Linked DNA regions of Homo sapiens: region 2 is linked to region 1. A link is an interaction called in ENCODE POLR2A ChIA-PET data of the cell type or tissue named here. Cell type or tissue: PC-3. All regions are shown on one strand. Each heading gives the region's core, and the rest is flanking DNA. Links, peaks and the distances in the headings are about the cores only. Region 1 overlaps JAZF1 (JAZF zinc finger 1). Region 2 overlaps CREB5 (cAMP responsive element binding protein 5).

Region 1 (4,396 bases), core at 314-4,313:
CCAGCCTTCCCAGGAGACTTTCCAGCTACGTCACCCTGCATGCCCCACCCTCCCTCTCTCCTCTAGCCACACTGCCCTTTTCTTCATTGCTTCCATGTTAAGTTGCTTTCTGTCTCAGGGCCTGTGCACATGCAGTTTGCTCTTGAGAAATGTTCCTCCCTGTACTCCGAATCATGACCACCCCCAGCACCTCAATCCCTACCACTCACCCCTTCATCGAAGTAAGTCTCATCTTCTTCAGATCTCAGTTCAACCAGCAAAGCCCTCCTTAACCCCTCAACATTATTCACCCTCACAGCAGGCCATGCCTTTCCTTTCCTGCACTTATCAGAGCTGTACTGGTAGAACTGTGATATGACCTGATTAAAGTCTATTTCCCCACTAGACTGTAAGCTCCATAAGAGTAGGGACCATGACTATTTTAGTCTATCATTGCAACCCCAGTGACCAGCACAGTAGCACATAGTAGGCACTCGGGAAAGATTAGCTGAATGAACGAATGACCTTCTCTATAGTGTCTGTGTCATTATATTCTAAATGCCCATTGTGTGCTGGCCACAAAGCCTGGCCCCTGCCAGCCACGTCAAGAGGCAAACACTTTCCCAGAATTCATTTAAAAATGGAAATGGACATGTATCCCTATCACCTGTACCTTGTACATACACATCTATAGCAATGATGGAAGATGGAAATAAGGGTCTTAAAATCCTGGGATTGATGACTCTTACTAAGGTCAGGAAAAAGTGGCCATAGAACAGATCCAAAAAGGTAGAAATACTAACCAAAAATCAAGGGGGCAGGTAATATTACTGTTTCTGATCAATTCTAACCTAACCAGAAGTCACAACCAAGAAACCCCATTTCCTGGCTCTTCTGTTGATGTTTCAGCTGTTTTGACTGCTGAGAAAGAACAAAACTGAGTGAACAGGAGACGCAACGTGCCACGTGCAGCATCTCGGTCAGTCCCTGTTTGGGGCTGACTTGTGTCCTTCCAAAATTCAAATATTAAAGTCTTAACCCCCAGTGCCTCGGAAAGTAACTATTTGGAGATAGGGCCTTTAAAAAGGAAATTAAGTTAAAATGAGGCCATTAAGGTGGGCCCTAATCCAATCTGATTAATAAGAGGAGAGCAGGACACACAGAGAGACCCCAGGAGTGTGCATGCACAGAGGAAAGACCCCGTGAGGACACAGCGAGGGGGCGGCCATCTGCAAGCCACACAAAGAGGCCTCAGAGGAGACCAACCCTGTCAGCACCTTGCTCCTGGACTTATAGTGTCCAAAGCTGTGAAAAAAATACATTTCTACACTTAACGCCAACTGGCCTGTGATACTGTGTGCTGTGGCAGCCCAAGCGGTTCTCGAGAGAAAGGGAAGGAAGAGGTTCCAAGTATCTGCTGCCCAACCCACTCTTCACCATCCTGGGTGTCATCTTCTCCCCAGTGCCGTCCTTTCATCTTCATTTGACCAATAAGGACACTGAGGCTCAAAGCCACAGAGGGGGCTGAGCCAGAACTTGACTGCAGGGCCATGTGCTTCCAAAGTCCATGTCCTTTGCACTTTACCTTCAGTTCAAAAGACCAAAGTGGAGTATAAAATATGAAAGCAGATTCCATTTTGCTTTTCTTAGCCCTTAGAAAAGGGGGGAGATCACCATTCTAACTAAGTTAAAGAACCAGACACATTTAAATAAAGTGACTGAAATGCTGTGGAACAGATGTGAATAGGAACTAATTTTGCTTTTTAATGAGCATTTTGATCAGATCAATACTACAAAATGCTAAACTGTACAATGCCATTACTGTTTAAATGCAACTACCCAGTTGACTGGCTCAAAGGGGCATTACAGTAGCTAAAAAATATACTTTCTCTTTATAAAAGCAGGGTCTATTATGTAAAATAAAGTCATAAAAATTTTAATTGCACTGCATAAAGGACAGAACCTGATCTAGCCTACAAACCATGGAAAGCAGAGAAAAATAAAATGCAGCTGAATGCTTAATCAGCTGTCTGTCACTTTCTGAATAGTGCCTAATATTCTAATTATTAGTCACCACACTGAGAAGGTGCAATTATGGAACAGGGAAGATTGCTTTTTTTTTTTTTTTTTGTTAACCCACAATTTGGAAGGCCTTCACAAAAATATTATTTAAGACCCAATAAGCTATAAAGGGAAAAAAATGATTAACAGTTAAAATTCAGTTTTCCCCCCTAAAGCATTTTTTAAAAGCTTTGAAATTGTATTGACAGATATGACTAACAATTGTAATCACAGAAATAAATGTAGTAAAACGATAATTTATCTGTCACAATTTACCGAGGGGGAAAAAGTGCAGCACAAGCAGCTGAATTGTGAAGTTAAATGAAAGCAAAGATAGAAACCGGTTTTTAATGAAATGTGGAGCATTATTAATTGGTTTCCTAGCAACAGCGGGGCTAAAATTACTTAACATGTCTGTTCAATCAGATGCAAATTTGAGTGTTATCCCTTAAATGTTGATTATAGCTGGTCTTTTCAGATGCAAATCCAATGTGTAAAGTGAATGTAAATGTTGACAATGCTGATACAAAAAATCCCCTGATTAACATCATTCTGGTGTTCAAAGCACTAGAGTTGAGGATATTCCCTTGGAAGGACTGCAAGCTGCCAGGGTTGCCCATCTTGTCTGGCATTTTCCTGTACCTGTCCTCCCTGTCCCACCTCACCACCACCCTCACTCAGTGCAAGCATGACAGATGACTAAAAAATGAGATTGCTGGGCCTTGTGATTTCTCAAACACTGGTTTCTCATCAGTGCTAAATGATAGAGACAGATGATGTTTTCAGCTTAGAATTCCATCAGCTGATGCAAGGGCCTTGCCAACCCAAGACCAAGGTTGGTCTCAAGTGTAGTTTTTCAGATGGAACAAGACCTTTGGGTGACTCCACCGGAATGGGATCCAAGCAAACAAATTCCCTACAAGACTGCCAAATAAGGCAGCCTTCCTCAGCTATACCCTGGCCTTATCCTATGGTTCAAGTGTAGCATATTCCAGTAAATGGAGGCACCAGGAAGGGGTTAGGGGTGGGAAGGATGTAGCCCCTTCATAATCTCCATCATCCCCCAAAGCTACCCTAGTAACACACTACTCCAGACAAAAGCAATGTGCTTGCCTCACTTTCACTCTCATGCAACAAATATTTATTGCACAGTTACTATTTGCCAGGCAATGATCTTAGGGAGCTGGAGACACAGAAGTGAATTAGAAAAAGTTCCTACTCTCACCCTAGTAGTTCAGGGGAGAGATAAATACATAAATAAACTGAGAAACAATAATTTCGGGTAGTGATAAGAGCTAGGAAGAAAAAAGTAGCTTAATGAGGAGAGGGGGATGGGCATGGCTGGGGGACCACTTTGGATAAGGTCTTTTGGAGGGAGGATACCTTCTGCACAGACCTAAAGGAAAAGGAGCAAGCCAGGCAAGGTGGGGGGAAGCGAGTCTCACTCAGAGGCAGGAATGACCTTGGAACAGCACAGAGACCAGAGGCTCTGAGTGTGACGCAGAACAGGAAGGGGAGCGGTGATGATGCAAGAGGAGCAACTTTGAGATAAGCTCCTAAACCATCTTCCAACAAGACTGTACTCCCCATTCCCCACCTTACGGTGTTTCAGGGACACAAGTGTCTCTAGAGCCACCTCAGGGTACAGTGCAGGAGCAAAAGTCTGCCATGTGAGGAAGAGGAGAGGGAAAGGAAGGGGAGGGGAGGAGTGAAAACAAGAAGGGAGGAGAGAGGAAGAGAAGAGTGAGTCCACGGAACCCTAAAGGTCATCTCCTTTCCAGGTCAAGGCCCAGTCCCTTTCCAACCCTACCCCACCCCCAGAAAAGCTTCCATGCCAGTGGAAAGTACATTCTTAAACTGATCTCCCCTAGAAAACAGTGAATGGCTTTTCTGGCCAAAGCCCCCTGTCTCTCAATGAACAGTTTGTTCCAGACACTCAATCAAGGCTCTGGGATATCCCAGGCAGTGGTCAACAGGACATATATTCCAGAAAGTTCTGAAGCTTGCTTTTCATTAGAATTGACAGTCTCCTGACAGCTGCATACTAGGCGAAGGATCCTAAGGCTAACCTTAAGAGTACTGGGGCAAGGGAAAATGGACAGACCCTTCCTGCAGAGCATCTCACTCTAGCCTTAGAAGTCATGCCTTCAGTCTTTGAAGTATTTAAGGATTACTATTAAATGCGAATGCCCTTTAGAGAAACATGTGTAACCTTAGGTATAACCCATGTCAGGGTGGGGATACAGATGCCAGAGGAAGCTGTGGAAGTGGGATGGAACCTCGTCTATCAAGTGGCCTAGCATGGACCTGCATTGGGAATGGTGACAATGTCAAGGTATGCAAGGGGAGTTGTGAT
Region 2 (4,396 bases), core at 253-4,252, 630 kb after region 1:
ATAAATATCTTCTTATCCCCTTATATAATGAGAAAAAAACAGCAGAATTTCTCTTACCTGGTAGGTCACTGAAAGAAGAAATAGAGCTTAAATCTTCTACTCTTTATTCTTTTCTAAAGGGATTTTTTTTTTTTTTTACTGCCAGAATTAGTGGGAAGGTCAGGAAAATACACATGTTTTGTGGAAATAAATTCTCAGAGATAATATTCTATAACATAATACCAAAGTAGATGGGCTAAGAGGATATCAATTATATGCCATACACATGATTCCACTTACTGGAAAACAGTTTGGCAAAATGTACCAAGCCTTGAGTTCCACCTCAAAGAATCTGTCCTAAGAAAATAATCACAGACCCAAGCAGAGATTTATGTTCAAAGATATTTACTGCAGTGCTATTATAAAGTATTAAGGAAATGATTTGGGAAATTGGCAATAATCTAAATGCCCAATAAATAGGAAATGGTGGGATTTTGTCCAACAATTCATGTTTTCAAAAACAAATGCCCCAAAAACATGTTCAAGTGATCACAATACCATACTATGTAGAAAAAATAGAAGTAATATTGTCTATACAGAATGTCCCTAATCTCTCTCTCGTGCATGCATACACACACACACACACTCACACACTCACAATTGGTAGAAATACTGATGAGAGAGTTATCTGTAGGTATTAGAATCATGACTGATATTTATTTTCCTTATGCTTTTTAGTTTTCCAATTCTTGTGCTATAATCTTCTTATATTAACAACAGGAAGATATTTCTGAGAAAATTAGCAGTAATTCCATAGGTACCCTTTGGGGAGATAGATTCATTGAAATACCTTTACATTTCCTCTTTTTCAACCCTGTGTAGATTACAGCTTTGAAAGAAACTAAATGGCATGCACTTGTTGAATTTATTCCAAATATTTATGTGTATATGCATTCACACACATATTTATAGAGCCAGAATGAACTGCATGATGAAGTGAAATGATTAAAATTTTTAAAATTAGATGATGTGCATTTGGAGAAAAAAATTCAATATCTAGCTTTTCCATGGTTGGCTTTCTAAATCTAATTAGAAAATACATAGGATGTAAGGACTATGATGCAAGAAAGAATGAGAGAAGGTTAACCCTACCAGGGATACAGTTTTTCAGAAAAAAAGAAGACGATCTTTTTTATATTATTCTTTTCAAGGTTAGTCTTTAAAATTAAACTCATTAAAAAAAAAAAAACCTCCCTCAACCTCATCAAATTACAGAAAGCCAAATATCTAGCTTTCATTTTTAATCAAGCAGGCCTAAATATTCATGTTTATGTGCCTAAATGAAACTTTTGTATGCAGTGTTCCACTCCATCTGCATGAATAGTAGCATTGTGGCCGGGTGAGGTCACTGCAGAAGGGAGAGTGAGGTAAGAACACAGCTGAATCTACAGGCTTTCTGCAGTGTGGTGCACCAGCTCTTTCTTAAAGCCACAGAACTGCCATTCTCACACCAAAGGCCCTCGGTTTGTTTGTGCCGGGCTGCAGCCCCACTTGCCTGTGTGTAGTGATGGCACTGTGTGTCATGAATAATTCAAGTGTTCCAAAGGAGAGCCAGAACTGCAAGGAGTAGCATGTGGCCAGAACCTCAGCAGTGTATAATTTCTGCTTCTTTAAACATCTACGTTGGCCACCTGTTCTCAAAGGAAAAGATGGTACCTTCCGTTTCCTACTGCCCTGCCACAAGATCCATGAGGGATCGCTGCTGTAGTTATGGGGACCCCACTGTGGTGTGCTTCCCTCCCAAGCAGTGGCAGGCTAAGTCACCAGAATATTGGTTAAAGATGCATGTCAGTTCATATTTTACCTACATTTCCTACTAACTTAGAGGAATAAGTTGGTTGCCAAGAGCATGCTGGCACGTAGCTCCCAGCCAACACGATCCTCATTAGAGCTGTGAGAACATGAAAAAACTTCACTCTTTTTTTTCCCCCAATAAGCTCTCCAAACGTTTTACCTCCTGCTTTACAATAGAGAGGGATCCTTTATTCTCCAGTCAGCATCAAGCAGCATCCAATTTAAATAATAAGATATTTCCAAGATATGGGTACTACGCCTTTGCTTGTATCTGCCTTGGAAGGTGCCATGATACCAGGAATAACAACAGCTTTTAAAATCTTTCCTGGAAAACTTTCACACCTGAGGCCTGAGCATATAAACTCGCATTAAGTAAAAAGATAGCACTCTCTGAACCAAAACTTCAAGAATGGGTAAGATTGACTCTTTAAATTAACCAAATCCTATAGAGTTCATCTTGGGTATCAGTACTGGGGATAAATGAGAGCATAAGATTGGTTAGGATAGGCATTATGGGGGTTACATGGTCCCTCTGTAAGTTTATAGCCAAGAGAAAGTGCTTTAGAAGTTCAGGGAAGGACCTGCTACTGGATCTGGAAGACTTGGAGAAAATACTTTGTAAAGGAAGCAGAAGATGAGAGGTCACTGAAGGAGGAACAGGCTTGGGCATCTCCAGTTGAGAACAATAGTGTAAAGAGAAGGGTATTGGTGCCGTATTTATAACAGCTGCTGAAGATACAAACTCTGGACTAGCTCAGTCGACTGACAGATGACCACCTCTCCCTGTTCAGGGATCATCAGTAGACCTGTTGAGTTGAGAAGTCAATTCCTATGAGAGAAGGGAGGTCCAGTTGGCAAGATACTTTGGGTCCCAGCCAGACCATAGAGGCTCAGGAATGCCAGCCTAAGGAAATGGTCATTATCTTTTAGGCAATAGTGAGTCACTGGAGGATTAGGAGTAGGGAGGGACACGATGAAATCAGTTTTTTTGGAAGATAAATCTGGCAGTGATGCACAAGAAGCACATATCAACTAATAGTAATAAGAAAAAAACTTACTAAGCTAGGAATATTACAGTTCCACTCTAGGCAGTGTTAAACAATGATTAAACGATGAACCCTGTTCATTTCTGCTGATGGCTGCTGAACATTGATCCTGAGAGCTGCTCGCCATGAAAAGAATGAAATGAATGCTGTGAACCAAGGACCCAATTATTATTCAGGTAGGCCCTAAAATCTGTAAGTGTTAGTGGCCAAAGAGTGTTTCTGAAGTGTTTCAGAGATCTTCAAGTGCATTCATTCATTCATTTAGATCAAACCTACTATGTGCTGGGTTCCATGATAGTCCCGGGGTAGGGTGGGGCGGGCATAAAGAACAATACAATGTATTCTATCTTCTCAAGAAATTTATATTTGCTATAGATTTTTAAAAATACAGAACATAGGAAGGTTCAGAAGCCCAGAATTTACAGCATATATAGCACTATTGTATGCAAACCCTCCTACCTCGGGGGATTTACCTACCTGCTGGAACTCATTCACAGGCCTGGCTGAGGTTCAGTGATGCTGTGGCCTATAAGAGAGAAGTGGAAGTGTCGAGGAAGGCAAGTCGCAGCCAAATGAAGGGCTTGCCATCTCCCTTTTTCACTCAGCAAAAGTACATTGAGTGGCTGGGCACGGTGGCTCACACCTGTAATCCCAGCACTTTGGGAGGCCGAGGCGGGCAGATCACCTGAGGTTGGGAGTTCGAGACCAGCCTGAGCACCATGGAGAAACCCCGTCTCTACTTTAAAAAAATACAAAATTAGCCAGGCATGGTGGCACATGCCTGTAATCCCAGCTACTAGGGAGGCTGAGGCAGGAGAATCGCTTGAACCTGGGAGGCGGAGGTTGCAGTGAGCTGAGATCACACCACTGCACTCTAGCCTGGGCAACAAGAGGGGAATTCCATCTCCAAAAAAAAAAAAACAGCACATTGAGTCTAAGTAGCCCTTGCATTTCAGCAGGATGGAGTCCAGTTTATTTTTCACTTAGAAATCTTCCAGAAGTGTGAAGTGTTCATTGAGGACTCAAAATATCCCTAACCACCATGACTACCACTGGTGCTCTCCAAAGCGGCCCTCTCCTCAAGCACCATATTGGTTATTAGTGTCAGCCACAATGGTGTACTCTGAACTGGGCACATGCTTTAACTAATGTTCAGAGACACTTATTGGAAATTGACAACAGCAGGTTTTGAGAGAGAGAGAGAGGCAGAGAGAGATCAACTGGCTATTTTTGCAGGGTGTTTAAATTGCTGGTTACAATTTGTTGGATGATTGATTGGTTCAGGCGCTCACATTTCAAAGATTGTATAGTCAACTGTTAATAAGTAAATTTTGAGAATCTGCAACATATTGTTTATAGGTACCAAGTTAAACACAGTTACTGCCCATCATGTTGCATTATTGCCAGTTTTCAGTTACTCACCCTAATTTTTTTAGCGTACTGTTACATAGTATTTCCCCTGAGCCAAGCACTGTTCTAAATGCTTTGTAAATAGTAACACAGTAAATTCTCGCAAC

Evidence for each region. ChIA-PET counts read pairs that join two places held together with the same protein. Peaks named below come from ENCODE experiments on the same cell type or tissue, not always from the same donor. Only the 100,000 strongest peaks of a DNase experiment are listed, where the experiment ranks them.
Region 2: POLR2A ChIA-PET joins it to region 1 with 6 read pairs; 3 of 35 experiments call an interaction of 5 or more read pairs at or near these places.

Annotation. Positions count from the first base shown.
Region 1 is chr7:28,123,055-28,127,450 of GRCh38, forward strand. The region is part of intron 1 of JAZF1 (JAZF zinc finger 1); the gene reads right to left. Among named protein-coding and RNA genes, the nearest start is that of JAZF1-AS1, 55 kb to the right of the region's middle. In PC-3, for the core only: no CTCF peak of the experiment used is centred there; no DNase peak of the experiment used is centred there.
Region 2 is chr7:28,752,771-28,757,166 of GRCh38, forward strand. All of the region lies in intron 7 of CREB5 (cAMP responsive element binding protein 5), which reads left to right. Among named protein-coding and RNA genes, the nearest start is that of TRIL, 200 kb to the right of the region's middle. In PC-3, for the core only: no CTCF peak of the experiment used is centred there; a DNase peak (open chromatin) is centred at 2,741.